2 separate regions of the Homo sapiens genome follow, and region 1 is linked to region 2. The links are chromatin loops, found by intact Hi-C in ENCODE. Cell type or tissue: psoas muscle. All regions are shown on one strand. Each heading gives the region's core, and the rest is flanking DNA. Links, peaks and the distances in the headings are about the cores only.

Region 1 (15,199 bases), core at 3,317-11,316, 180 kb before region 2:
TCCACCCACCCACTACCCTCTCCTATCCATCCATCCACCTACTCACCCATTCCCCCTCCTATCCATCTACCCACTCACCCACTCCCTCTCCTATCCATCCATCCACCCACCCACTCCCCGCTGTTATCCATGCATCCATCCATTCACCCACTCTCCCTCCTATCCATCCATCCACCCAGCCACCCACCCTCTCCTGTCTCCTATCCATCCAAGTGACTTGCCCAGGTGCACACAGCTGGCTAACGGTGGAGCCTTAGGATTTGAACCCAGGCACTCTGGCTCCAGAGTCCCCAGCCATACCCTCATCCTGAATGAATCAGACAGTAAGTGAGCAAATGAGTAATGAATGGAACACCAGCAAGACCAAGAGGCTGCTGCAGGAAATAGCAGGAGCTGGTGCTGCTCCCTGTTGAGTGTCTCCCTTCTCCCACCATCGAAGGGGCAGAGGACAACCAGGGCATGAGCAGATGTGGTGAGGTGGCCCCTCGGCCCCCAGCTCAGGCTGCTAAGAAAACTGCCAGAGATTCCTGGAGCTCCCTCCCTGGGAAGGCCAGCACCCCTCCCTCCCTCCCTCCAGCCACCCAGCCCTTCCACTGCCACCTACTTTCAAACCTCGTTTCCCCTTCCTGCCAGCCACTTGCAGGATCTTTCCCAGGCATCACCCGTGCCCTCCTATGCATTAAGCAGGCATTCATCTGCAGCCATTTCCATAGGATGGCATTTCAATAATACCACTTCCATCCTCAAAACCACCCCGCTGCACCTCGACTGGTCATTGCTACACTTGCTGACCTGTTTAATCCCTCGAAAAACACATTGTGCCTGGGTACGGTGGCTCATGCCTGTAATCCCAGTACTTTGGGAAGCTGAGGTGGGTGATGGCTTGAGCTCAGGAGTTCGAGACCAGCCTGGCCAGCATGGCGAAACCCCCTCTCTATAAAAAATACAAAAATTAGCCGGGCGTGGTGGTGCACACCTGTGGTCCCAGCTACTCGTGGGAGGTGGGAGAATTGCTTGAGCCGACAGGTGGAGATTGCAGTGAGCCGAGATCGCACCACTGCCTGGTGCGATCGTATTCCAGCCTGGGTAGCAGAGTTAAGACCTTGTCCCAAAAAAAAAAAAAAAAGGAAAAACAAATCATTTCCCCAAAACGGGGAGGGGTGGAGGTAGGGTGCATTATATACTATTTTGTTTACACCCTTTAAAACATTGGACATGGTAAGATATCTGGCAGGGTTTTTTTCTCCTAAATATTTTGGCACATCTAACAAAACCCTCTTTGCATTCAAGTAGAATATCAACAGATAAAACCACATTTCAAAGACATTCAACCCAATCAATTTCCCTTCCAACTTTCCTTCAACTCTTTGATCACTCGGACACTGGGCACCAAATTAAACATATGTGTGCGTAATCATTACGTTCTCGATTGTGCACAAGCCCAGCATCCTGCTTGTTTGCTCAACAGACAATCCCTACATCTGCTTCACTGCTCAGCTAGGCTACAAAGCAGCCTGGCCCACCAGCCTCCAGCCACCATGACCTGCAGAAGTGAGCTGAGGTCTGAGAGCATTGTGCTTGAATTAAGCCTGTACCCCTTCCATTTCCTGAACGCTTGAACACATTTAAAATATTTTTTAAATTTCAGAAAAATGAAGTTCATGTCATGATAAATTCTTAACAGATTAACCAAGGATGGGAAAACACTGCACACTGGAGGTAATAAATTCTTCAATCAGATCCTACTCACTTCCAGGAAGAGATCTGAAATGGACTGAAATGAGTGTCATCTCTAGCCAGCAAATGAAATCAAGTCCCATTTCAGCTTTCTCAGCTGTCAATTCTGATCAGTGTGCATTCTTTTATGAAACCAACACAATTTACCAAGTACCTATAGCATGCCAGACAGTGTTCTATGCTGAAATAAAAGCCCAAATATCAAAACAATTACATCATTTACAACAAATAAAAGACCCCACAATCTGGCCCGCGCTCTCCAGTATGTGGCTATGAAGCATCTAAAATGTTACTGGTTACAGAGAAACTTTTCATTTAATTTTAATTAAACAAAAAACCAATACTCAATTCACTTATTATAAGACTTTCAGCCTGGTGCAGTGGCTCATGCCTGTAATCCCAGCACTCTGGGAGGATCACTTGAGTTTGAGACCAGCCTGGGCAACATGGTGAAACCCCGTCTCCACAAAAAATATTTTTTAAAGAAAGAAAACTTTCAAATATGTTTGAAACAACTTGGCACAGTAGGTAAACCTACTTTCTCAACTCTAAGTTTTAAGAAATCTAAAGACAGATCAAGTATTTGCAATGAAAACTTAGCATCTGAATTGAAATATGTCGTAAGTATAAAATACACATTAAATGTTGAATGGGAAATAAATCTCATTAATACTTCCTATTGATTACATTTTCTAATTATATATTGGATATATTGGGTTAAGTAAAATGTTATTAATTTCACCTGCCTTTTTAAAAATTTGTATGTGTGGGTACTAGGAAAATTAATATTACTTGCATTTTTTTGTTGCTGAGACAATGTCTCACTCTGTCGCCCAAGTTGGAGTGCAGTGGCATGATCTCGGCTCACTGCAGCCTCGACCTGCTGGGCTCAAGCTCAGTGGGTCCAGAAGGCAGCATTTTCTCACTCAGGGCTTCAGATCTGGTCTCTGCAGCTCCCCAATCCCTGCCTTGTCTGAGTTTCCAGAGGATGCTGGTGGAGCATGTGAGTGAGAGATGAGGATTCACCTGTCATCTCTCGCTCCTCTTCCCCATGAAAAGCAAAACAAAAGGTGGCAGCGGAAAGGCAGGTCAACAGGCATCTGGCTACAAAAGCGCAATCCCCGGCGCATCTGGACTGCCCCTTGCTTCGCTCCAGACAGGACCAGGAACGCGCAGCAGTTTTACTTACTCTCCGCAGTCACTGCCATCAGCGGCCAGAGCAGGACCAGACCGAGGAGTCCCACGGGGGCCGGCATCACTTCCTGGGCCAGCCCCGTGCCACCAGCCTCAGGCTCCAGAGCAGCTCAGCGTGGTCCTGAAAGGAATCTTTTTCCCCAAAGAGGAGGGCTCAGCTTTAACCCACTCTCCCAGCCCAGGAGGGTAGAAGGGGAGGTGGGGGGCATTCAGAACAGAGATCCAGCCAGTCAGAAGCCTCCAATAAAGTTATTAGCACCCCGCCCGACAGAGAGGAGGGGAGGGGGCTCCTGACCAATGAGGGGAAAAAAAGCCTAGAGGGGAAAAAAAAGGAGCTTGACTACTCTCCTAGCCTTGTAAACAGAGATCTCAGGTCAGAAGGCAAGACGGTGTAGTGGTTGTTTCTTTTTAATTGCAGTATAATTATATTTTAAAAACATAAAACTGACCATTTTAACCATTTCATTTATTTTAAAAGACAGGGTCTCAGCTGGGCGCGGTGGCTCACGCTTGTAATTCCAACACTTTGGGAGGTCGAGGCGGGCAGATCACGAGGTCAGGAGTTTGAGACCAGCCTGGCCAACACAGTGAGACCCCATCTCTACAAAAAATTTAAAAATTATCTGGGCATGGTGGCGAGTGCCTGTAATCCCGGCTACTCGGGAGGTGGAGGCAGGAGAATCGCTTGAACCCGGGAGGCAGAGTTTGCAGTGAGCCAAGATCGCGCCACTGCACTCCAGCACTGCACTCTGGGCAAAAGAGCTAGATTCCGTCTCAACAAACAACAACAACAACAAGGTCTCAATCCGTCACCAAGGCTGGAGTACAGTGGTGTGGTCATGGCTCACTGCAGCCTACACCTCCCGGGCTCAAGCAATCCTCTTGCCTCAGCCTCCCAAGTAGCTGGGACTACAGGCACTGTGCCACCACGCCCACCTCATTCTTGTATTTTTTGTAGAGACGGAGTTTCACTACGTTGCCCAGGCTGGTCTTAAACTCCTGGGCTCAAGCGATCCACCTGCCTCAGCCTCCCAAAGTGCTAAGATTACAGGCATGAGCCACGGCACCCGGCCCATTTTAACCACTTTTAAGTATTCAGTTGAGTGGCGTCGTGTCCACTCATGACATTGCGCAACCATCACTACTGTCTAGTTGTGTAGTCTGACATTGGGTTTGTCTTTCCCAGTGCTCAGGTTAGGAAAAGCCAACGGGAGGCCTGACTTAGCAAGGCCTTTGGAAATGGCTCTTATCACAGCAGCAGCGGGTTTTTCAAAGCTCCAGGTTTAAGGCCTCCCAAGAGGACAAGGAAGTAATTCGGGAGGCCAGAGGTCTGCTCACACCTGCTCAGCGTTCATTCTAGGTCCCACATCTCTGCCTCTCTCCCTCAAACTCACCTCCACCCACACCTTTTGGTTTTCAAGGTGTGATTTTTGTTTGTTTGTTTTTGTTTTGTTTTGTTTTTTAAAGATGGGCTCTCACTCTGTTGCCCACGCTGGAGTGCAGTGGTGTGATCGTAGCTCACTGCAGCCTCAACCTCCTGGGCTCAAGTGATCCTCCCACCTCAGCCTCCCAAGTAGCTGGGTCTACTTGACTCAATTCTCCCATTTAAAGCACAAAACTCAACTGGCGCGGCAGCTCATGCCTGTAATCCCAGCACTTTGGGAGGCCGAGATGGGTGGATCACAAGATCAGGAGTTCAAGACCAGCCTGGCCAACATGGTGAAACCCTGTCTCTACTAAAAATACAAAAATTAGCAGGGCACGGTGGCATGTGCCTGTAATCCCAGCACTTTGGGAGGCTGAGGCGAGTGGATCACTTGAGGCCAGGAGTTCAAGACCAGCCTGGACAACATGGTGAAAACCCGTCTCAACTAAAAGTACAAAAAATTAGCTGGGCATGGTGGTGCCTGTAATCCCAGCTACTTGGGAGGCTGAGGCGGGAGAATCACTTGAACCCAGGAGGCAGAGGTTGCAGTGAGCCGAGATTGTGCCACTGCACTCCAGCCTGGGTGACAGAGTGAGACTCCATTTCAAAAAAATAAATTAATTAAATTAAAATAAAGCATACAACTCAATGGTTTTTAAGATAGTAAGGGAGTTTGGCAATCATTACCACAACCAATTTCATAATTTCCTCACTGCAAAAAGAAATCCCATACCTAGTAAACAATCACCTCTGGTGCCTCTGACCCCAGTCCTTGGCCACCACTGATCTGCTTTGTGTCCTTATGGATTTGTCTATTCTGGACATTTCACATAAATGGAATGGTTTAGTAGGTGGCCTTTGTCTGGCTTCTTTCACTCAGCATGACAGTTTTGGGGCTCAGCCACGAAACGTGAAATAGTGTGTCATTCCTTTCCGTGGCTGAATAATGCACTGAAAGGATAGACCACTTTCTATGTAGCCATTTATCTCGTGATGGACAGTTAAATGTACTTTTAATGGAATTTTCTTAGAGTCAAATTAAGACACAGTTGACTGGTTGGCACACCATGTTTTATGAAAACTTAATCATTTATGCTTTTAGACTTGGCCCATTTTCTTTTCATATTTTGAAATCAATGATTCTACCTCCCTTTTCCCAAGCTCAAGCATTTTCCTTTATTTTCTTTTTTTGAGACGGAGTTTCGCTCTTGTTGCCCAGGCTAGAGTGCAATGGCGCAACCTCGGCTCACTGCAACCACCACCTCTCAAGTTCAAAGCGATTTTCCTGCCTCAGCCTCCCGAGTAGCTGGGACTACAGGCATGTGCCGCCACGCCTGGCTAATTTTGTGTATTTTTAGTAGAGCTGGGGTTTCACTATGTTGGCCAGCCTGGTCTCGAACTCCTGGCCTCAGGTGATCCACCTGCCTCGGCCTCCCAAAGTGCTGGGATTACAGGCATGAGCCACTGAGCCTGGCCCCCAGCTCAAGCATTTTCTCTAGCAGGGTTCAGGAGCACCTGACCCACAGGGATAAAGACCTAAAAGACCCTTCAGCTCACAGCTGCTTGGGGACTACGATGGGTTCGGGCGTGGCTGCCAAATGCTGTGGGGAAGAGCATCCTGGGGGGCGAGTGGGGGGGTGCTGGCTTGGAGGAGTCAGTGGGGAAACGAGATGCACAGGCAGAAGATCTTCAGCACACCACAGACAGACCTCACGCAGAGAAAGGAACAGTTATTCTGGCAGGAACTCGTGGAAGCAGTTTACAAAGGAGAGATTTCCCTGGATCTCAAAGAATAGATGGCATTGTTGTTAGGAAACTATCAGACTAGGCAAAGCATTCCTTGTATATTGACTCATTCATCAACTTCTCCTGCAAAATCCCTGCAAGGTGAACTAGGTCATCCCATGGTACAGATGAGGAAACAGAGATACAGAGAGGTTAAGACACTTGCCCTAAGTCACACAGCTCAGGAGGATTTTAACCCCATCTGGCTCCAGAGTCCCTGCTCTGTTAGCTCTGGCAGCTTTGGTCCATCACTTTCTTTCTCCGTCTTCTCCCCCAGGAGACTCAAGTCTCTGACCACAGGCCTGAATTCCTCCCCCATTCAAAGTCAGGAGCCTGAGCAGAGACCTTGCAATTCTCAATGCGATGGCTTCTCGCCAATCACAGTGGGTATTGGCTACAAATGCAGATTCCCAGGCCCATTCCAGACCAGGACAATCAGACTCCCTAGGGTGGGGCCCTCCCTCCAGGCCATTCTGATGACCAGCTGTGTTTGCATTGCCCCAGCCTACCCGAGTCTGCCTGGGAAGGGTCTCTGTACCGCTGGCCTCACTTTGTGTCTACATTGTCACAGGCCCAAAACCCAGTAAGGTGGTTTGATAGAACATGGGGACACAGGATTCGATTCACAAAGACTCAGACCCTCCTATACAAGCCATCCACCATAGATCCAGCCTCCCACCTCCTCTTCCTCCCACCAAAGAAAGTCCTGCTTCTACCTAGAGAAAATTTACGGGGTTGGGGTTGGGTTTGCCAGCGACTGGGGATCGAGCTTCCTTCCAGTCAGTGTGAGTTCAGCCGGAGTATGGATTGAAGCCCATCAGGCTCAGGTCAGAGTCACCAGAGTTCAGAAGCCCTTTTGGTGGGTGCAGTGGCTCAGGCCTTTACTCCCAGCACTTTGGGAGGCTGAGGCAGAGGGATTGTTTGAGCCCAGGAGTTCAAGACCAGCCTGAGGAACACAGGGAGACCTTGTCTCTACAAAAATAAAAGCCGGGTGTGGTAGTGCACACCTGTAGTCCCAGCTACTCAGGAGGCTGGGGCAGGAGGATTTCTTGAGCGCAGGAGGTTGAAGCTGCAGTGAGCTGTGATCACGCCACTACACTGCAGCCTGGGTGACAGAGCAAGACTGTTTTTAAAAAAAAAAAAAAAAGGCAGCCTTTTCATTTGTGTATTAGCTTGTTCTCACACTGCTATAAAGAAAGACCTGAGACTGGGTAATTTATAAAGGAAAGTGGGTTAATTGGTTCACTGTTCGGGAAGGTGTACAGGAAGTATATGGTAGCACCTGCCTCTGGGGAGGCCTCAGGTAGCTTTCACTCATGGCAGAGGGCAAAGCGGGAACAGGCGTCTTACATGGCAGGCGCAGGACCGAGAGAGGCATGGCAGAGGTACCACACTCTTAAACAACCAGATCCCTCTGCTCTGCCTATTAATCCTTCCCTTTCCCTTACCACGCCCCCCACCAACCCCAAAACCGCTGATCTTTTTACTGTCTCCAGTTTTGCCTTTTCCAGAATGTCACAGAGTTGGAATCCTACAGTGTTTCTTCAATTCTTTTCAGAATGAAGCAGGTTTTTTTGTTTTTGTTTTTGTTTTGTTTTGTTTTTTGAGACAGGGTCTCACTCTGTCACCCAGGCTGGAGTGCAATGGCGCCATCTCAGCTCACTGCAACTTCCGCCTCCCGGGTTCAAGCGATTCTCCTGCCTCAGCCTCCCAAGTAGCTGGGATTACAGGTGCCCACCACCATGCACAGCTAATTTTTGTATTTTCAGTAGAGATAGGGGTTTCACCATGTTGGCCAGGCTGGTCTCAAACTCCTGACCTCAAGTGACCTACACCTGCCTCAGCCTCCCAAAGTGCTGGGATTACAGGTGTGAGCCACTACACCCGGCCTGAAGCAGCTTTCTTTTTAAACCACCAAAAGATATTTTGCAGAGCTAGGGTAAGCGGGTGAGAGAGCCACAGATACCCCATGATAGAGAAGAAGTAACCAGCAGGGGGCAGTGAGCTCCTCTCGCCTGGCCTTCATGAAGCACTCACTACTGCCACCTTATCTTCAACACAAAAGATGAACAAGAGGCTGGGCTAGGTGGCTCACGCCTGTAATCCCAGCACTTTGGGAGGCTGAGGCAAGCGGATCACTTGAAGTCAAGAGTTCGAGACTAGCCTGGCCAACATGTGAAACCCTGTCTCTACCAAAAAATACAAAAATTAGCCAGGCATGGTGGCATACACCTGTATAGTCCCAGCTACTCGGGAGGCTGAGGCAAGAGAATTGCTGGAACCCAGGAAGGGGAGGTTGCAATGAGCTGAGATCACGCCACTGTACTCCAGCCTGGGCAATAGAGTGAGACCCTGTATCAAAAAAAAAAAAAAAAAGATTGACAGAGAAATTGGCTCCCTGTTGTTTACTAGTAAGGTTGGAAAAGTCAGGTGGATGGAAGAAGGTGGGGAGTGGATGCGAGAGAGCAGGGAGGGATGGTTCATCCCTTTGCTTATTTATTCAATTAGCAGTGTGACCTTAGAAAAGTTACTTAACCTCTCTGGACTCCTTTACTCATTGGCAAAATAAAGGGGCTAGAAATTCCTGACAAAGTGTCTTCTGGCTCCATGTTGTGTTCAAGTGGAGAACAGAGAGTTCAGAAAGAAACCAAGTACACACAGGAGTAGGCACATGATAAAAATAGCATTGCATCTAGTTGGGGAGAACAACAGATTCAAAGATGGACAAAGTATACGAGCATCCCGTTCACAGAAAAGGACACAAAAAAAGACACAGATAGAGTTTCGGCAAAGAGGCTCAACCTTAGACATTAAAAAAATTCAAATTAGGCTGGGTGCATTGGCTCACGCCTATAGCCCCAGCACTTTTGGAGGCTGAGGAGGGCAGATCATCTGAGGTCCAGAGTTCGAGACCAGCCTGGCCAACATGGTGAAACCCCGTCTCTGCTAAAAATACAAAAATTAGCTTGGTATGTTGGCACACGCCTGTAATCCCAGCTACTCGGGAGGTTGAGGCAGAAGAATCACTTGAACCCAGGAGATGGAGGTTGCTGTGAGCCAAGATCACTCCACTAAAAAAGAAATGCAAATTGAAGCTACAAAACTCAGGCTGGGTGCGGTGGCTCACACCTGTAATCCCAGCACTTTGGGAGGCTGTGGCAGGCGGATCGCTACTTGGGAGATTGAGGCAGGAGGATTGCTTGAACCCGGGAGGCCGAGGTTACAGTGAGCTGAGATCGCACCACAGCACTTAAACCTGGAGACAGAGCAAGACCCCATCCGAAAAAAAAAAAAAAAAAAAGAAGAAGAAGAAATTTTAAAAATTAAGTGAAAAGGCCATGAAGCCTGGATGAAGTAATTGGCGACTAGTGGAGAAACAGGACATGGGCCCTCAGGGAAAAGAAAGAGGAAACAGCACATTGAGGTTTTGCAGGTTAAAGGTGAATGGTAGATCACTTCATATTTGGAGTACGTGAAACTCAAGCAATTTAATCTTTTCAAGGGCAAAGACTATCCTCCCTTTTGTATTGCTCATAACACCTTCACATTGTGGCCATAAAAACGCTGGCTGGGTAGGGAAGGGGAGGCACATTTTCTCTGTCCTAGCAATTCCCCTTCTAGAAATTAACCCAGGCCGGGCACAGTGGCTCCCACCTGTAATCCCAGCACTTTAGGAGGCGAAGGCAGGCATAACACCCAAGGTCTCGAGTTCAAGACCAGCCTGGCCAACAAGGTGAAACCCTGTCTCTACTAAAAATACAAAAATTAGCCGGGCATGGTGGCGTGCGCCTGTAATCCCAGCTGCTCCGGAGGCTGAGGCAGGAGAATTGCTTGAACCTGGGAGGCAGAGGTTGCAAAGAACCGAGATTGCACCACTGTACTCTAGCCCAGGCAACAGAGGGAGACTCCGTCTCAAAAAAAAAAAAAAAGTTAACCTTGTCCTGCTCCTGGAAGGAAACTCCAGGCCCTTGGAATGTGCTGCCTGATGGTAATGTCAGTGTCTTTGTTTACCTGGGGGCCTGGAACCACGCCAGCCAGTCTCTGCTAATGACATGATTTAGGGTGGGGGGTTTGGGCCAGGTGATACCAGCATGACCTCTGGAGGGGCTGGAGACTGAGGTCAACTATGGGCCATTGGCCATGACTGGTTGCCAATAAAAACATTGCACACAAGGCTCTGGTGAGCTTCCTTGGTTGGCAATGCTCTGTGCACATTGCCACACATTATGGCTGGGAGAAATAAGTACTGTCCACGAGTCCACAGGGAGAGGACATCTGGGAGCTTGTGCCTGGCCTCCCTGCCTTATGCACCTTTTCCCTTTACTGATTTTACTCTCTTTCCCTGTAATCAACAGCAGCCATGAGTGCAATGTCTTTTCTGAGCTCTGTGATTCCTTCTAGAAAACCATAGAGGCCGAGAGTGATCTCGGGCCCCTCCTGAAATGCAAACATCTACTGTGTGCCAGTCACTGTTTACTGGGGATACAGCATCAGACAGATGAAAGCCCCTGCCTTCAAGGAGCTGACTTTCTAGTGCAGGAAGACAGATCAGAAGCAAGACAAATAGGCTGAGTGTGGTAGCTCAGCAATTTGAGAGGCCGAGGTGAGAGGATGAAGAGTTTGAGACCAGCCTGGCCAACGCAGTGAGACCCCATCTCTATGAATAAGAAACAAGAAAAGATGACAAAGAAGCTTGTCTTTCAGGAGCAGACGTATAGGGGGCCAGGAAACGCCTCGAGACACAGGCTTGGCACCTATGAGCCAGTCTCCATTAGGACCAGGTCATATTCAGCTTTGATAAGCAGGAGTGGAACAAGCCAAGCAAGTGACACTCAATTTTGCAAGCAGCAGCCACCTGTGTCCCCTTCTCATCGTGGACTCCCGGGTGTGGGTCAGCATCAGCACACCTGGCTTGGGTGAGGATGAGCTGGTGGCCACCTCTGTGTCATTTGAAAACACCCATGTTTCTTTCACAGGCGGACCATAGGTGCTGCCTATCGCCCGGGAAATAAAACATGTAGTTTATGAGTGCAAACAAGGAAAAAGTTCAAGCACAAAAACACAAATGCCTCTGGGAGGATTGACATGTTAGCTGAGGAATCCCAGCTTGGAACCTGGGACCGGTAACTTCACCTGTCAGAATTTCAGTTTGTCTGTAAAATGGAGAGGGGATGTTCATCTTACAGAATCGTTGTGAAATTCAATAACAGAATGTGCCCCGCCCATGGCAGGCACTCAACAGATACTCACTGCTGCTCTGTGCTGGGGTGATCTACAGTCATTGGTCATTATCTTCCTGGCATCCAGAAGCTTACTCACTAATTTACCTTTACTGTTTACAGGTTGACATCATTTCACAATCAAAGATCGAGTGCCAATTCCTATAGCTGTCAGGAGCTCAGCTGAGCTGCAAGAGGGCGGGCTGAGCTGTCAGGTGGCAAAGCAATAAGCCAAAAATGACAGCGTTACGCCCGTGATCACTCACCGTGATGGTACAAGCAGGAGGTTAAAACCGGAGAAAGCACCAACTGCCCTTCTCCCGTTTCCCCACGGAACAGGGCATCAGTTGAGGATCTGGTGTATCATCCAGATGTGGGGGAACCAGGCAAAAGGCTCCTGACAGTATTATGGACCTGGGTAGGGGGCAAGAGAGGGGGCTAGGACTGGAAAAGTACTGAGTAACAAGCCAGGGTGGGGAAAAGGGTCTTCTTTTCCCTCCTTCTGGTCATAAGAGAACCCTGAAGAAGATCCCTGCCCAAGGCCTCAGATCAGGAGACCTAGGAAGGCAGGCAGCAGGGCTAAAAATGTAGACATGCATCAGAGCAGAGCCGTGGGGACTGAGACCACGATGCAACCCCCTCTGGAGATCACAGGGTACTGGCTGTACCCCAAGTCTGGTGTGGGGAGGGCAGCTTCCCCTAAGGCCTGCCAGGTAAACGCTTTCGGAATTGCCTATGGTCAGGCCTTAAAAAAAAAAATCACATGTGGGTTTTTTGGTTTTTTGAGACGGAGTCTCACTCTGTCACTCAGGCTAGAGTGCAGTGGCTCGATCTCGGCTCACCGCAACCTCCGCCTCTCAGGTTGCAGCGATTCTGCCTCAACCTCCCAAGTAGCTGGGACTACAGGTGCGTGACACCACACCCAGCTAATTTTTGTACTTTTTAGTGGAGATGGGGGTTTCACCATATTGGCCAGGCTGGTCTCCAACTCCTGACCTTGTGATTCACCCGCCTCAGCCTCCCAAAGTGCTGGAATTACAGGTGTCAGCCACCACACCTGGCCACATGTGGGTTTTTAACCAGGGGCCACGCTCCTCTGCTGTGTTATCCAAGGCCTGAAGCATTGAGACAGTGCATTGCTGTTACCTGGCCCAGGAGTGGGGTGTCCACACATTGGGCGTGCCCAGGACAGCCTCAATTCTGCTGCCCGGCCTACTCATTAACAGCTGCCCTTTTGTCTTTGACATGTCCTATTTAGGCTTACCCTTATAATTTTTAATATAGAAGAAGATTGTCTAAATCATTTTACTGAAAAATGGCACAGTGGTTTTTCTTTTTTTTTTAATAGCTGGTACAATGAGTAGCAAGGATAGAGCCACAGACTTTTTAAAGATATAAAGATAACCTTCAACAGATAAACAAAATGTCATCTATGCACACAATGGACTACAATCTGGCTATAAAAAGCAATGGAGCAATGACACCTGCCACAGCGTGGGTGGCCCTTGAAAACATTATGCCATGTAAAAGAAGCCAGGCATCGGCTAGACGTGGTGGCTCACACCTGTAATCCCAGCACTTTGGGAGGCTGAGGCAGGCGATTCATGAGTTCCAGAGTTTGAGACCAGCCTGGCCAACATGGTGAAACCCCGTCTCTACTAAAAGTACAAAAAAAATTAGCCAGGCGTGGTGGCACACACCTATAATCCCAGCTACTCGGAACACTGAGGCAGAAGAATTGCTTGAACCTGGGAGGCGGAGGTTGCAGTGAGCCAAGATCACGTCAATGCACTCCAGCCTGGGTGACAGAGCAACATTCCATCTCAAAAAAAAAAAAAAAAAAAATCCAGGCACAAAAGACCACATATGCTATGATTCCCTTTACATGATACGTACAGAATGGGCAAATCTATAGAGCTGGAGAGTAGATCAGTTGATTGCCAGGGGCTGGGAGTGGCAGGGAGAGGAGATTGAGAGTCGTCAACTAAAGGGTACGGGATTTTTGGTTTTGTTTTGAGACCATATCTCATTCTGTCACCCAGGCTGGAGAGCAGTGGTATGATTTCAGCTCACTGCAATCTCTGCCTCCCAGGTTCAAGCAATTCTCCTGCCTCAACCTCCTGAGTAGCTGAGATTATAGGCACCTGCCATCATGCCCGGCCAATTTTTGTATTTTTGTAGAGACAAGTCACCATGTTGGCCAGGCTAGTCTGGAACTCCTGACCATAGGTGATCTGCCCAGCTCAGCCTCCCAAAGTGCTGGGATTACAGGCGTGAACCGCCACACTTGGCCCGGGGTTTCTTTTTGAGCTGATGAAAATGCTAAACTTGATTGTGGTAATGGTTGCACAACTTTGTGAATATAATAAAAACCGATTAAATCATTATGCTTTAAAACTTTATGTTTTAGAGACAGGGTCTTGCTCCTGTTGCCCAGGCTGGAGTGCAGCGGTGCAATCACAGCTCACTGCAGCCTTGACCTCGGCGCGGCTCAAAAAATCCTCCTTCCTCAGCTTCCTCAGTAGCTGGGACTGCAGGCACGCACCACCACGCCCAACGACATTTTTAAGACAGAATCTCGCTCTGTCGCCCAGGCTGGAGTGCAGTGGCACGATCTCAGCTCACTGCAAGCTCCGCCTCCCAGGTTCACACCATTCTCCTGCCTCAGCCTCCCGAGTAGCTGGGACTACAGGCGCCCACCACCACGCCAGGCTAATTTTTTGTATTTTTAGTAGAGATGGGGTTTCACCGTGTTAGCCAGGATGGTCTTAATCTCCTGACCTCGTGATCCACCTGCCTCGGCCTCCCAAAGTGCTGGGATTACAGGCGTGAGCCACCGCGCCTGGCCCGTTTTTTTTTTTTTTTTTTTTTTTTTTTTTAAAGAGACCGAGTCTCACCTTGTTGTCCAGGTTGGTCTTCAACTTCTGGCCTACACCAACCCTCCCACCTTGGCCTCCCAAAGTGCTGGATTACAGGTGTAAGCCACCACGCCCGGCTGAATTGTACACTTTAAATGGGTGAATTGTGTGACATGTAGATAACATCTCAATAAAGCTATTGCCAAAGAAGCCAAAAAGTTCTTACCGCAAAGCCCTGTGTGAGTGGCTGTTATACAGCAGAGTCTACGATGGGGTCTGAAACCTTCTCCCTGCGTTAGGAGGCCTGCCTCTCCCGGCACTTTTCCCATTTCTTGGCTACTCAGAGATGCACCAGCCACTTCACCTGTGGCTCAGCTCTATAATCGACCCCTGCTTCCAATCCCCACGTCCTCCAAGCAGAAATACGCCTGCCCAGGATCACAGGTACCCTAGCTGCTAAGGCCTCCGTGGTAATGAGCCCTTATGTAAAGACGACAGCCCCGTGCCCAGTCCCCTTCCTGCCCTTGCTTCCAGGGAATGGGCCCTATTAGCCATGCCCTGAGCAGGACACACGTGCAGCCCTAGATCTGTAGACGCAAGACTCACTCCAAAGATGGGATTCTCAGCTCAGGGAGGGAGGGAGGCAGCCCCCAGGGCCCACCGGTGGAAGGAATGTGGGGGCCTTCGAATGACCTGCAAAGGTGGCTCCTGGCCCCATCCTCACCTGAGCCAGATGTGTGAATACAGACGCCCGCCCCTGGCAGCAGACAGTGGGAAGGAGACACAGGGGGCTGATTCTTGCAAAGTTGAGTGTCATTTCTTGGCTTGCTCTGCTCCTGCGTATCAAAGCTGACCACAGCCTGGTGCTCATTGAGACCTGTGTCTCAAGGGTTTCCTAGTTTACCGAAGAGCTGGCTCCGGTGGGCTGTAGGGCAAACGCACCTGAACGCAATAACCTGCGCACATCCTTAGGATGACCT
Region 2 (15,199 bases), core at 314-8,313:
GTGACTGTGCCACTGCACTCTAGCTTGGGCAACAGAGTGAGACCCTGTCAAATAAATAAATAAACATTAAATAAAATAAAATGACTTCAGGACTCATTGGCCCCTGTCTATCTATGCTTATTGTTAGGAAGATACCACTAAAGCCCAGGGAAAACTAGAAACCAAGACAGGCTGCTAAGCGGAAGACATGGCCTATTGTCTATTAGTGCAACAGCAGCTCCAAGAAAGAAGCTGGGGTGATGAAAATCACAGGACGTCCAGTGTGCCGGACGTCATGCTAGATAGTCAAGAGTTATTAATCCATAGAACTTCCCCTAGGCCTTGAAAAATTAGGAAGGCAGACATTAGGCAGGGAAAAACATTACATTTAAAGCAGTATCACAGGCAAAGCCAAGAGGGAATCACCATATCATATCACCTGCTGCACCTCAGTAGAGCAGAGGAGCTGCAGAGAAAACAGAGTAAGGGTGGAGTGAGTGAGCTCTGCACCAGGGTTCTCATCTCAGCTCCTGTATTTACTGGCATGTGACGGTACTGGCTTCGTGTTGTTGCTGTAACAAATAATGGCAGACACACAGATGTATTTTAAAGTTCTGGATGTCAAAAGTCCAAAATGAGTCTCACTAGGCTAAAATCAACCCTGGCCTGTTAGCAAGTCATGTTCCTTTGGGAGGCTCTGGGGGAGAATCCTTGACTTTTCCAGCTCCAAAGGTTACCCACATCCCTTGGTTTGTGGCCCTTTCCTCCTTCAAAGCCAGTGACAACTAGACTGTCCATCTCACATTACACTCTGCTATTTTGCCTCCAATTTTGATTCTTAAGAATCCTTCTGATTACACTGAGCCCACCCCAGTAACACAGGATAACCTCAGTGTCAGCTGATTAGCAATCTAATTCTATTTGCTACCTTAATTCCCCCTTGCCATGTATATAACCTATTCGCAGGTTCTACTGAGTAAGAAGCGGAGCTTTTTAAGGAGCCCTTATGAGCCCTGCCTACCACACTAACCCTGAGCCAGTTAGCAACCCCTCAGAGCTTCGGTTTCTCCATCTGTGAAACTGGAATAAACACTTCCTACTTCAAAGGGTGACAGTGAAGACTGTGTCATTCAGGTAAAGTGCCTGGCTCATGGAAGTGCTCAGTCAAGTATCAGCTTATCTGGTTCAACTGTATATAAAAGGTGGCCAAGGACAGACCAGAACTGGGCTTGTCTGCACGGAGCTGTTTGACTGTAAGTTTGTGACTTTATTATGTCCCTAAGATTATTTTCTAAGATTGTAATGCTTCTAGTTCTTTATCTAGGAGTCTTATCAACTTCCAAACATGAAAAAAACAAACTTGGAGAAACAGGATCAACACCCACACCAATACTCTAAAAGAGTCAATTTAAAAGGGTAGAAAATATCACTACATAATTAGAAAGTGAAGGTGCAATTTTTCAAATACCTGGGATCGAGGGATCAAAATCTCTCTAAATGAACACTAAATTTGGCTCTGAGCTTCCTGAAGCCAAGGCACAAGTGGACACACCTGTTGCTTTCCCCAGCCCCATCAACCTTCCACTCTGCATGCGGTTTCTTCCATACTTAGCTGCAGGCTAAGCCTCCCACCCCCCAGCACCCATCTCCACTGAGCCATCTTCCCGTCTCCACCTAAGGAAGGCTGTCACAGACCCATCACTAAATTCTCATTGTGAGCAACCCTACTTCTTGGCCACACTGGCTGGTGGCTCCTGCTGATGGCAGGAAATGAGATACATTCATCATTATAGCTATATCACATACCAGATCCTCAAATGGTTGTTGAATTATTTAATAAGAAATCGTACTTCTGATTCTAACCTCACGTGCTGAGAGGATCTTTTTTGGCCTTAGTTCTTATTTATAAGACTTAAGAAATAAGTCATTGTGGGGCACAGTGGCTCACCCCTTTAACCACAGCACTTCTGGAGGCTGAGGTGGCTGGACTGCTTGAACCCAGGAGTTCAAGATCAGCCAGGGTAACGTGGTGAAACTACATCTCTACAAAAAAAATAGAAAAATTTGGCCAGGAGTGGTGGACGCCTGTAATCCCGGCACTTTGGAAGGCTGAGGTGGTTGGATCACCTGAGGTCGGGAGTTCAAGACCAGCCTGACCAACATGGAGAAACCCCATTTCCACTTAAAACACACACACACACACACACACACACACAGAAATCAGTTGGGCATGGTGGTGCATGCCTGTAAATCCCAGCTACTTGGGAGGCAGGAGAATCGCTTGAACCCAGGAGGCGGAGGTTGCGGTGAGTCAAGATCGTGCCATTGCACTCCAGCCTGGGCAACAAGAGTGAAACTCTGTCTCAGGAAAAAAAAAAAAAAAAAAAATTGCCAGGTTGCCAGGCGTGGTGGTGCATGCCTGTAGTCCCAGCTCCTTGGGGGGCTGAGGTAGGAGGATCACCTGAGCCTGGGGAGGTTGAGGCTGCAGTGAGCCATGATTGTGCACTCCAGCCTGGGCACAGAGTGAGACTCTGTCTCAAAAAAAAAAAAAAAGAAAAGAAATCATAATGGAAATAAAAGCATCTCTCACAAAATATACAAGGATTCCTTTGCTAAAATAATGTCAACTGAATTAAACAGTCAGTTTTAGGTGTGGGGACATAAAGTATGGAATTTTTTTTCCTTTTTTTTGAGACAGAGTTTTGCTCTTGTTGCCTAGGCTGGAGTGCAATGGCATGATTTTGGCTCACTGCAACCTCCACCTCCCAGGTTCAAGAGATTCTCCTGTCTCAGCCTCCCAAGCAGCTAGGATTACAGTCATGTGCCACCATGCCTGCCTATTTTTGTATTTTTAGTAAACACCGGGTTTCTCCGTGTTGGTCAGACTGGTCTAAAACCCCTTACCTCAGGTGATCCATGCGCCTTGGCCTCCCAAAGTGCTGGGATTACAGGTATGAGCCACAGCGCCCGGCCCAAAGTATGGAATTTTTAATATGTTTATTTTAATCTATATTAGTCAGTACCCAGAAGGGTCTCAATGCAGGCAGATAGTTAGAAAAAGGTCTCCCCCATGAGTGAGTATAGTGACAACAAATGAAATTACCCAAGAAAAAAAAACGATCCTAGAACCCATGCCATTTGCCGAGAACTGTTAAACTCAATGTCTGGTCCAAAGACCCAAGAGTTAGGTCCAAAAACCTGAGAAAATAAAGCAATCTCCAAGCCATCCTTGCTTGTCAGTCCCTTGTTTTTTCAATGCCTTTTAAAATGTCCCATACTGAGCAAGAAAACCCTATCCTTCAGATTTTTTTTTTTTGAGACAAGGTCTCACTTTCGTCACCCAGGCCAGAAAGCAGTGGCATGATCTCAGCTCACTGCAGCCCTGACTTCCTAGGTTCAAACCATCCTCCCACCTCAGCCCCTAAGTAGCTGCAACTACAGGCTAATTTTTAGTATTTTTTGTAGAGACGGGGTTTCGCCACATTGCGAAAGGTTGGTCTCAAACTCCTGAGCTCAAGAGATCCACCTGCCTCAGTCTCGCAAAGTGCTAGGATTACAGGCGTGAGCCACCGTGCCCCGCCAAGATCTTTTGATGCTGTATAAAATCTCACCATCTGGCCGCGCTCGTTGGCTCACGCCTGTAACTCCAGCACTTTGGGAGGCCGAGGTGGGCGGATCACGAGGTCGGGGATCAAGACGATGCTGGCGAAAACGGTGAAACCCCGTCTCTACTAAAAAATACAAAACATTAGCCGGGCGTGGTGGCGGGCGCCTGTAGTCCCAGCTACTCGGGAAGCTGAGGCAGGAAAATGGCGTGAACCCGGGAGGCGGAGGTTGCAGTGAGCCGAGATCGCGCGGCTGCACTCCAGCCTGGGCGACAAAGCAAGACTCCGTCTCAAAAAAAAAAAAAATTTCCAATCTGACAGAACAATACTCCAGAAAAGCTTTCTTCGCTTGGAGGAGGGCACTTTTTATGCGTACCGACTCAGTTCTACAAGCAAATCTCGGCAGCATCAGACGCCACCTGGTGGAGTACAGGGACACTACGCTGGAATCAAAGTTCTTCCTCCATTTAATACCTTTCCTCTAAAACACTATTTCCCAAAGGGAGTTCCTTAGAAAACTAATGCTACTAATGCTACAAGGTTTCCTCATCAACTGAGTTTAGGAATTCCCAAAGGTGGTAGAAGGGAGTGGAAACAATATTTTGGTTAATAGTTTAGTGTGGCCGGGCGTGGTGGCTCACGCCTGTAATCCCAGCACTTTGGGAGGCCAAAGCGGGAGGATTGCCTGAGCTCAGGAGTTCCAGACCAGCCTGGGCAACACAGTGAAACCCCGTCTCTACTAAAATACACAAAAATCAGCCAGGCCTAGTGGCGTGTGCCTGTAGTCCCAGCTACTCGAGAAGCTGAGGCAGGAGAATTGCTTGAACCCGGGAGGCGGAGGTTGCAGTGAGCAGAGAACGGATGTCTCAAAAACAAAACAAAACAAAACAAAACAAAAAAATAGTTTAGTGTATTTCCAAGATGGTATTTAGGTACCATGTGAATTTCAATTTGATCTCTACAAAAAAAAATTGTTGTAACTTGCTGGTGTGTTGGTGCACACCTGTAGTTCTAGCTACTCAGAAGGCTGAGGCAGAATCTGATTGCTTGAGCCCATGAGTTCAAGGTTACCACTGCGTTCCAGCCTGGGCAACAAAGTGAGACCCTGTCACGGCAAAAAAAAAAAAAAAAAGAATGAACCAGGCAGGGAAATTCCTACACTATGGTCTATTGAGCCTGAAGGGCCAGGCACAAGAAGTGGAGAAGGTAGTGAGAGGGGATCCAAAGTGACATTTAAAATCCCGTAGCTAAAATCTTTCTCACGCGTCCTTTACCAGTCATACATTCACCAAGCACGGTGTGGAGCTGTAGGAGCAACAAAACAAAACCCTGCCATCAAGGTCCTCAGTAAATATTATCTGAAAAATTAGCTCCTATTCTGGTGGCAGAGAGATTCAGTCCATTGGACAGGGAGAAAACCATGCGTTACAAATAGAAGCAGGTAGGAGGTGCACGGGAAAGGGGAAGAGAAAGACTGGGCCTGCTGGTCAGTCAATGACATCATTTCTTGTGTGGATTTTTTCACTAGAATAGGTAAAATACTTATCTGAGGTGCTTTCAACCAGATGGCTTAGTTTCTAATTAAGGTATAAAGACTATTATTTTACTTGCACGCAAAGTATTTCTTTACTCGCTTTATTACTTTACTCACACACAAAGTATTTCATGATTTGACCTTATAAAATAAGGATTTATATACTTACCTCTACCCTCCCCAAATTTAAAGATAAACAAACACAAACACAGAAAGGTTAAATATTTTGTTCCAAGTTTACAGACCTCACCAGGAGCAGACAAAGGGTAAGGACCAGGCATTGCTGCCTCCCAGCCCACTGCTTTTCTCCCTAGACTGCACTGCAAGTCCTTTTGTAGATCAGATGAAAAATGGGGTCAAAATTTGCTGCAAATCTTCTCTTTTAAAAAAGCCACTGAATTATAGCAGAGTATGACAAAATGTTACCAGAACACATTTTTACAGCAAATAATGAAATAATCATCAGATTTTTAAAAATCAAGCAAGCAACTTCAGAATATGACCCCTCTACCAAATTTTCTTTTGGCAATAAAGTAGCCTCTCTGCCAAGATCAAATGTAAAAATGTTACAAGAGGAACAGGCTTTGCAGTCCTGGAGGAGTAAAGTACAAGAGAGCTGATTTCCTCCAGGCTTTTGAAACATATACAAAGATTGCCAGCCCACAATTAATCATCTAGCACTGTGAAATGATTAAACATTAATGAGAGATATGTAAGACCTACTATAAAAAATTAAAAGGAAGTTTTGAATAAATGAATAATCATGCTGTGCACCTAGAAAGGAAAGCTAAATGTTATGAACATGTCAATTATCTTCAAGTCAATTTATATATTTAACATAATTTCAACAAAATTCCAGCCAAAGGCACGGATGGACATAAAAGAATATTCCACAAAACACAAGAACTACAAGAAGTCCAGACTTGACCAAGTAATAACAATTTACAAAGTAAGAACTTAGATTATGTTTACTCAGACAAAAATAGGTATCCAGACCAAAAGAAATCACAGAAATAGACCCAAATCCATGGAAAAATATGTTCTGTAGTTAAAGCAGGCATCATCAAGATTAGAAAGAAAGGAAACATCATTTTATAAATGAGAGAGGGAAAAATCAACTGTGCTCTATATTTTAAGCCAAAGTAAAGCCAGGGAGCATAAAGTGCTAAATAATTTTTAAATTTAAAAAAGAAGAAAATAAACTAATATAGTCATCAGATTTTCAGGAAAAAAAAAAAAAAAGCAAGAAAAACTAACCAGAAGGCCAGGCGCAGTGGCTTATGCCTGTAATCCCAGCACTTTAGGAGGCCGAGGCAGGTGGATCACTTGAGGTCAGGAGTTTGAGACCAGCCTGGCCAACATGGCAAAAAGCTGTCTGTACTAACGGTACAAAAATTAGGCGGGCGTGGTAGTGGGCGCAGTAGTGGGCGCCTGTAGTCCTAGCTACTTAGGAGGCTGAGGCATGAGAATCCCTTGAACCTGGGCGGAGGTTGCAGTGAGCTGAGATCATGCCACTGCACTCCAGCCTGGGCAAAAGAGCGAGACTCCAAATGAAAAAAAAAAAAAAAAAAAAAAGAACCAGAGATTTAACTTTTTTTTAAAGAAAATACGAAAGCACTACATAAATAATAATAACAGAAGTAAAAAAGGCTAACACAGGCTGGGCGCAGTGGCTCACGCCTGTAATCCCAGCACTTTGGGAGGCCGAAGCGGGCGGATCATGAGGTCAGGAGTTCAAGAACAGCCTGGCCAACATGGTGAAACCCCGTCTCTACTAAAAATACAAAAAATAAGCTGGGCGTGGTGGCAGGCGCCTGTAATCCCAGCTACTCGGGAGGCTGAGGCAGGAGAATCACCTGAACCTCGGAGGCAGAGGTTGCAGTGAGCAGAGATTTCGCCACTGCACTCCAGCCTGAACGACAGAGAGAGACTCTGTCTCAAAAAAAAAAAAGAAAGGCTAATACAATAATGGACAGAAATATGCACAAGAGTTCCTGTCCACAACACCTTAACAGGTGGACCAAGGTAAACTGACAGATCAGCACTGAGGCCGAGCCCTGGAGAAAAAAGGAAACAGTTAAAACAACAAGAGAAGGCAGTTACTATTAGAGTGCTGAGGTGGTAAGTGAATTTCCTTTCTTTTAATGTGTAAAAATAGCAAATGTTTGACAAGTTGCGTTAAGTGGGGGGTAAAGGACCACAGAACCCGATCTTATAACCCAAGCCTCGCATGCTGGGGGCCAGGAATAAGCTCTCCTCACAGCACACCCTACAGCCCTGTGATGCTTCAGACATGGTACTCTCGCAAATTATTTATGCACTGATGACCAGCTAGCTTCAAAAAACAAATGTAGAACTTTGAAGTGGCCTGGCTATTTCTAAGACAATTTAAAAAAAAATCATTAAGGCAGGGGAAAGGCATGTGTATTGTATAAATGCTGGTAGCCAGCTGAACCAAGGCATCTGCTTTCTACTACAACAGTCTAAACACTTCTTCAGTTCAGTTCTCTATAACTAAATGTTATATGTGTCAAATGTTTCTCCAGCCTTGATCTGTACATACAATCTAAACATGACATTGACCTAGAATTTAATTTGAAACTGTATCTTTTTTTTTTAAATGTGCATGTGTTTCTCCTACCTCTTACTGCACATCTGCTGTTAATAATAAGGAAAACACCATTTGACTTCAGGGTAGAAGAAAGGGAGAAAAACCCCAGATGCCCAAGGCAAGATTTACTTTAGGGAATCCTTCATAGTGCACATATTACAGAAAATCATCATTTCCAATTGTGTGAATTTAGCCACAAAAAAATGGGGTGAAAAGGATTAATTAGAATTAATTAATTAATTAATCTCAGCTCCTGCAAACTTGCATATGCAACAGAATTTTACAAGCTCCAACCAGAATCACAGGATAGGGAAGAGATGTAGAGAAAGTAAATCAGACCACATTTATTATGAAAACAACTAGCACATAAACTTGTCAAAATTAGTGATTTGACCAAGGAGGTTCATTTTGAACCTTTGAGTAATTTTTAACCATTTATCCCTTTCAACCTTATTTTATATCTATTTTATTTATCACTATTTACCCTTCTTTTGCTGAAAGAAAGGAGAAAAAGGCTGCTGCCTCTTATTAGAAGGGTATTCCTAAAAGGAACACCTTTTTAGAAACCTCTGAATGAAAAAATAATTTAAGATGAGTAATGTATTTCTAATACGGCATAGCAGCACACAATATAAGCCAATCAAATAACAAAACATGCTTCTACGACCTTGAAATGGCCTCTTCAGCTCACAAACTTGAATGCTACCATCACTTTAGTGAATGACTCTAGGTTACCCTTTTATATAGTCTTCATTAAGGTCTGTCTTCTGTGAAGGGCTTTATTTAATTTTCCATGAAGAGCTTTGAATGGATGCTTCTTAAGCTTATTTAAGCTGGCAGTATTTTGTTTCCAAAGTTCAAACTTCCATTTGCTAAGTCTGCTTAGTCACTTGAAACTGTGCAGCTCAAAGTCTTTCAATTAGACAGACATACTTATATGACAGCTTTTCTCCCCCTATGTCTCCCAGACAAACAATGTGAATATAGTAGATTCTCTGTCCATAAAACCTTCAAGGTATATATTAAAATTGCCAGTCATATAATTGTTTCATATATACTGTTTTAATATTCCAAAAATAAAAATAATAAAAGAATAGTTACATATTTTTGGTTGATCTCCTGGGGGAAGGTAATAGGGTCATTAATGTGATCACTTGCTTGGCAAAGACTGACTGAGACCCTGCTTTGTGCCAGGCTATACAGAAAGAACACTAACATGAGGAACATGGTCCCTACCCTCAGAAATCTTACAGTCTAGGGAAAAAGACATTAAATAAATCATCTTGTAACCACATACATAAATGCAAACTGTGTTAAGTGCTACAAAAAAACAACAGGGTACCCAAGTTAGACTGGGGTAGTGGTTTCAGTTATTTAATTGTGGAAGCGATATTTGGGCTGGGCCCTGACAGGTGGAGAACTGAGCCCTAGGGGTGGAGGCACATTCCAGGAAGAAGGACTAGCATATGCAAAGGCCACAGTCTGAGGAAGGAGAAGCGAGTGGATACCAGTTATGTGTCCACTGGTCTGGTCCAGGTGTGGGTGAAGGGGCGCAGACTGGAGTGGTAACAAAGGGGATGGAGACAAGCGAGCAGATGAGAATGGATCTGACACAAGTGACAAGCTGTGGAGTCAGGACTGAGAGAGAGCATACAACAACATAAAACAATTGGGAGAATATGACCTTTCACTTAAAAACCAGGACACCAAACAATATACAATTCAACTAAGTCAAAGAAAAATACAGATGTGAGAAGCTGGCAGTAGCCTATGCTGTAATGTGACATGCGTTTTATACCTATAAAAATACTTCTCAGAAGAAATGTATTGCTAAATTACAACCTATCTGACAGATAAAATAACCACTAAAAATGCTGACCAAAACTTTTAACTATACACACAAAAAAAGATTATGATGTAATAATTTTTTTTTTTTTTTTTGAGACAGAGTCTCGCTCTGTCACCCAGGCTGGAGTGCAATGGCGTGATCTTGGCTCACTGCAACCTCCGCCTCCCGGGTTCAATCGATTCTCCTGCCTCAGCCTCCCAAGTAGCTGGGACTACAAGCACGTGCCACCATGTCTGGCTAAATTTTTGTATTTTTAGTAGAGACGGGGTTTCGTCATGTTGGCCAGACTGTTCTCGAACTCCTGACCTCAGGTGATCCACCCGCCTTGACCTTCCAAAGTGTTGGGATTACAGGCGTGAGCCACCGTGCCCGACATTCATATCATATATATATATATGGTTTTTTTTTTTGAGACAGGATCTCACTCTGTCCCCCAGGCTGGAGTGCAGTGGTGCAGTGGCGCGATCTCGGTTTACTGCAACCTCTGCCTCCTACGTTGAAGCAAGTCTCCCACCTCAGCCTCCCAACTAGCTGGGATTACAGGTGTGTACCACCACACGTGCCTAATTTTTGTATTCCTTGTAGAGACGGAGTTTTGCCATGTTGGCCAGGCTGGTCTCAAACTCCTGGACTCAAGCAATCCACCCGCCTAAGCCTCCCAAAGTGCTGGGACTACGGGCATGAGCCACTGCGCCCAGCCTCAAGCTATATTTTTAAAAAGCAAAACATTTGCGAGACTATATGTGAAACAGAACAGTATTTCCTGTTTGCTAATGATGGAACACTAAACAATGTAATTATTAAAAATACACTGACGGCTGGGCGCAGTGGCTCATGCCTGTAATCCCAGCACTTTGGGAACTGAGGCAGGTGGATCACCTGACGTCAGGAGTTCGAGACCAGCCTGGCCAACGTGGCAAAACCCCATATCTACTAAAAATACAAAAATTAGCCAGGCATGGCGGCAGGCACCTATGTAACTCCAGCTACTCAGGAGGCTGAGGCAGGAGAATCGCTTGAACCCGGGAGGCAGATTCCAGTGAGCCAAGATCACGCCACTGCACTCCAGCCTGGGCGGCAGGGCGAGACTCCATCTAAAAAAAAATAAAATAAATAAAAATACGTTGAGAAAAGGAATCAAGCAAATTAGAATATATATTCATAATAACACATGGAAAAGATGTAAGTAACAATTCTACTGAAGTAACAATGTCTTAATATGAATCATTTTTTACCTTTCTTTAATGAATGTAATGCTGAGGTGAAGAAGGTCAAATAACCAGGAGGCTGGGGTGAGCCACTGAACTCAAAGTACCCGAGTACTCCAGGCTGCAGGAAAAAGAGCAGAATTAGGTAACTGAGGCACTGTCAGCCACAGTGTAATGGAGGATATTTTAAAGCAAGACATATTACAATTTGACAATTAATGCATCTTGTTGCCTTTCATTTTTTCAAAAAGCCTAAGCACATGATAAAAATTTCAGGTTGGGGTTGAACATCCCCTCCATTTAAACAACAAACAGGGTAAGGGATGGAGTTGCAGTAGCTTTGACAGGATTGTACAGTGGTCATTCAGGGACATTCAAAGCTGAAATTTCCTTCTGTCCCCATGAGTAGGTCTTTCCACACCCTGTTTGTTGACAGTACAATTCTCCCAGGCTCAAAACTTTATCAGTAAGTTATGTCCTCAATCGCTTTTAACAACTCCAGACAAGCAATGGCAATAATTTTCTTTTAACCTTTCTTAAGTTTCTTCTTGAATCTCTCTCTCTCATTGACTCCAAACATACCTTCACACTTTGCTGGAAATCAGGGTTAATCTTCACCTGTAATCAAGCCCCTTCAACAGGAAACAAACCACAGAACCCCCGCCAAAACCCAGCATTCCACAGTGGCAACTCTCCTTTCCCTCAGATCTGCAGAGGACCCGCCTCTGGCCCTCTGGCTCCTCCACCCTACACATTCATTTCCACCTGCTCATTCCACTTCTCTAAGCTGGGCGTAGAATGCCCCTTCATTCTGCCAAACCAATTAACTGTCCCCTACCAGATATGTTCTGCCTTCCTGTTTACAATCACTTCTTCCTTCTTGGAAGGCCCTGTGGCACTCATTCAGTCAGGTTTTATTCTGTAATAATCGTATCTGTCTTAAAAGTCAAATTTTGAGATCCCTGAGGAAAGAGTGCTGGACTTGGAGTCAGAAGACCTAAGCTCAAGTCTGAGATCTAGTGGCTGAATGAACAGCCTCGGGAGAACCCTTCAATATGAAACCTCAGTTGCCTGATGTGGAAATAGGAACAATTCTTCACAGGGTTAGGCAAAGAGCAAGCCTGATGAACCGTAAAGCACTAGGCAAATGAAAAGAATCCTTTTGAGCCCAAAAGCACTTGGCACTACACTCTATATTAGTAAGTCATTGTGGAAATGAACTTGATCATTGAAACAAAATTGCATCCAAAATTTGGTGGAAATTTGATCTGTTGGTAAAGTTTAAAATCAATATGTTATAAAAAAGAGGAAACTTTTGATCTGTAGTAGAATATACTATCTTTCCAATCTAAACCACTTGCTTGTTGTAAGATTCAACTGTAAATGAATCAATTGGTTTTCATTCTGATAGAAACTTAACATCTAGGCTGGGTGCAGTAGCTCACACTTGTAATCGCAGCACTTTGGGAGACCTAAGAGGGAGGATCATTTGAGGTCAGGAGTTCAAGACCAGCCTGGTCAACATGGTAAAACTCTGTCTCTATTAAAAAATACAAAAATTAGCCAGGTGTGGTGGTACATGCCTGTAGTCCCAAATACTCGGAAAGCTGAGGCAAGAGAATCCCTTGAACCCAGGGGGTGGAGGCTGCAGTGAGCTGAGATCATGCCCCTGCACTCCAGCAGGTGGGGGAGAGAGCAAGAGTCCATCTCAAAAAAAAAGAAAAAAAAGAAAAAAAAAAAGAAACAGATTCTCACTCTGTTGCCCTGGCTCACGCCTGTAATCCCAGCACTTTGGGAGGCTGAGGCAGGTGGATCACTTGAGGTCGGGAGTTCAAGACCAGCCTGGCCGATATGGTGGAACCCTGTCTCTACTGAAAATAAAAAAATTAGCCAGCCATGGTGGTGCACGCCTGTAATTCCAGCTACTCAGGAGGCTGAGGCACAAGAATTGCTTGAACCAGGGAGGTGGAGGTTGCAGTGAGCCAAGATCGTGCCACTGCATTCCAGCCTGGGCAAAAGGGCAAGACTCCATCTTAAAACAAAAAACAAACAAAAAAAAAACCCACAAAACTATGAACTAACAGAAACAGTACCTATGTGCACAACATTCAGAGTAGAATTTTACAAACAATATGACAATGTTGGGTACCAGCATTCTACAATTCTGTCAAAATGCTCATGTTTTCTGTCATCTGGCAATTTTACTTAACTCTCTTCTTCCCCCTAAAAGATTCCCGAGCCTTTCCCCATCCCATCTAAATTTAAAACAATTTTGTTACCAAGCTGTTAGGAATAAATGAATGAATGTATGCTAAATAAGTGTTCTTAAATGGATACAGAAATTCATGGAAAGATTCTTAAAATATTTTGCCTGCAGATAGAAGAGTTTGAAATAATAATACTGTTAGCATTTGGTGAGTAAATTATAAAGTACAAGTCAAATGAATCTGTCAAGTGCTTTAAAAAATAAAAAAGAGGCCAGCAGCACTCACGCCTGTAATCCCCTCAGATCACTTGAGGCCAGGAGTTCAAGATCACCCTTGGCCAGCCTGGTGAAATCCCATCTCTACTAAAAACACAAAAATTAGCCAGGCGTGATGGTGGGCACCTGTAGTTGCAGCTACTTGGGAGGCTGAGGCAGGAGAATTGCTTGAACCTGGGAGGTGGAGGCTACAGTGAGCAGAGATCGCACCACTGCACTCCACCCTGGGCAAGAGAGGGAGACTCTGTCTCAAAAAAACAATCAAACAAACAAATAAATAAGAAAGTAAGCACTACTGATGTAGAAGCTACCAATACCTAACACAAATGATGTCCAAACAATACTGAAATTAGAGGAGCCAGAAAATTAGTCACTGAAAATTAAATGACTATTGCTCAGTCCTATTCCCTTTCCAATCAACTTAATGTCCACTGAAATAAAAATGACACCGGCCAGGTGTGGTGGCTTATGTCTATAATCCCAGGACTTTTGGGGGCTGAGATGGGAGGATCACCTGACCTCAGGAGTTCCAAACTAGCCTGGGCAACATGGCAAGACCTCATCTCTATAAAATAAAAATAAAAATGACACTGGTTCTGTTAGTATACGTTGTCCACAGTAATCGACTTCATTTTCCTCTCTCTATTTAAATTGGCAGGAAGAACATTCAAGGAAGAGGGATTCCACAACTGGAGTAACTGAAGTAAGTAGAATTTCTTTTTCTCTTTTTTGGAGACAGAGTCTTTCTCTGTCGCCAAGGCTGGCGTGCAGTGGCGTGATCTCCGCTCACTGCAACCTCTGACTCACAGGTTAAAGCAATTCTCCTGCCTCAGCCTCCCGAGTAGCTGGGATTACAGGCGCCCGCCACCACATCCGGCTAATTTTTTGTATTTTTAGTAGAGACGAGGTTTCACCATGTTGGCCAGGCTGGTCTTAAACTCCTGACCTCATGATCTGCCCGCCTCGGCCTCCCAAAGTACTGGGATTACAGGTGTGAGCCACGGGGCCCAGTCAAATTTCTTAACATGGTTTGCAAGAAAATTATATAGAGCTCTTAATCTCCCTTTATGGGATCTCCTGGCAAGTTCATTTCAGTTTTTAGCTACATTCATTATTTACAAGGGAAGTATCATTGTAGTGCTTACCTGGGTAGAAAATTATAGACCATACCCTGCCTGAATATTGTGACTATCATACACAAAATAATCCCAGTTCTGCAGAATAAATGTGAATGACCCAATTAATAACAGGAAATGGCAAAACTCTGCTGCTTAAGAGCCATGGCATCATCCTTCATCCATATTTATTCTTTTAAGTATTCATTTAGAAAAAAAAAAAAGCTAACAGCCAAATTAAGGAGCCAACATCGTCAAAATGTTCTACCATAAAAGAAAAAAGTTTCAAAAAATGACATTAAATAAATATTTGAAGTTGTAACCCCTGGGTAGATACTGAAGTTTCAATTCAGGAACCTTAAATATTTCTTTGAGGAAGGAACATGATAGACAAGAATTTGGGGAGCCACAAGGCTGGGCTGTCGTCCAGTCTCCATGTAGGTAAATCACAGCCTCCCTGTACCTTAGCTTCTTAATCTGTTGGAAGGATCCACAGTTTCCATCTACCTCACCCAGCTGTTTGGAACATTTAGAAATAAGCACTTGAAAACTGAAGAGCACTTCACCATGCATAGTTTATGCATTACTTCTTTGCTAATAACAACTGAAGTATTTCAGGGTTTACAAAGTTAAGAATTTTTAGTACTCACCCTTTAATGGCTTTCTGTGATGTTTAAGTAACTTAAAGGCAAAACTGTTGTCCTAGAAATTGTTTCTGGTCTCAGAGTCTTGTCTTTGTTTTGTTTTGAGATGGAGTCTCACTCTGTTGCCCAGGATGGAGTGCAGTGGTGCCATCATAGCTCACTGTAACGCCAA

The links. Hi-C counts contacts between places; a loop is a spot of excess contacts. Peaks named below come from ENCODE experiments on the same cell type or tissue, not always from the same donor. Only the 100,000 strongest peaks of a DNase experiment are listed, where the experiment ranks them.
Region 1: a loop joins it to region 2, with 10 times the contacts of the local background. A loop is called at or near these places in 78 of 110 quality-filtered maps.

Annotation. Positions count from the first base shown.
Region 1 is chr16:11,524,183-11,539,381 of GRCh38, forward strand. It overlaps LOC400499 (putative uncharacterized protein LOC400499), which reads right to left and starts at 3,065. Exons shown (of 67, transcript NM_001370704.1): 1 at 2,927-3,065. The coding sequence starts at 2,993. RefSeq lists enhancers at 2,394-3,328, 3,329-4,262. In psoas muscle, for the core only: a CTCF peak has its summit at 8,149 (motif pointing right); a DNase peak (open chromatin) is centred at 8,179.
Region 2 is chr16:11,710,764-11,725,962 of GRCh38, forward strand. It overlaps TXNDC11 (thioredoxin domain containing 11), which reads right to left. Exons shown (of 12, transcript NM_015914.7): 5 at 10,814-10,907. Among named protein-coding and RNA genes, the nearest start is that of TXNDC11, 24 kb to the right of the region's middle. In psoas muscle, for the core only: a CTCF peak has its summit at 4,003 (motif pointing left); DNase peaks (open chromatin) are centred at 3,628 and 3,988; H3K4me3 peaks cover 256 bases; H3K27ac peaks cover 3,977 bases.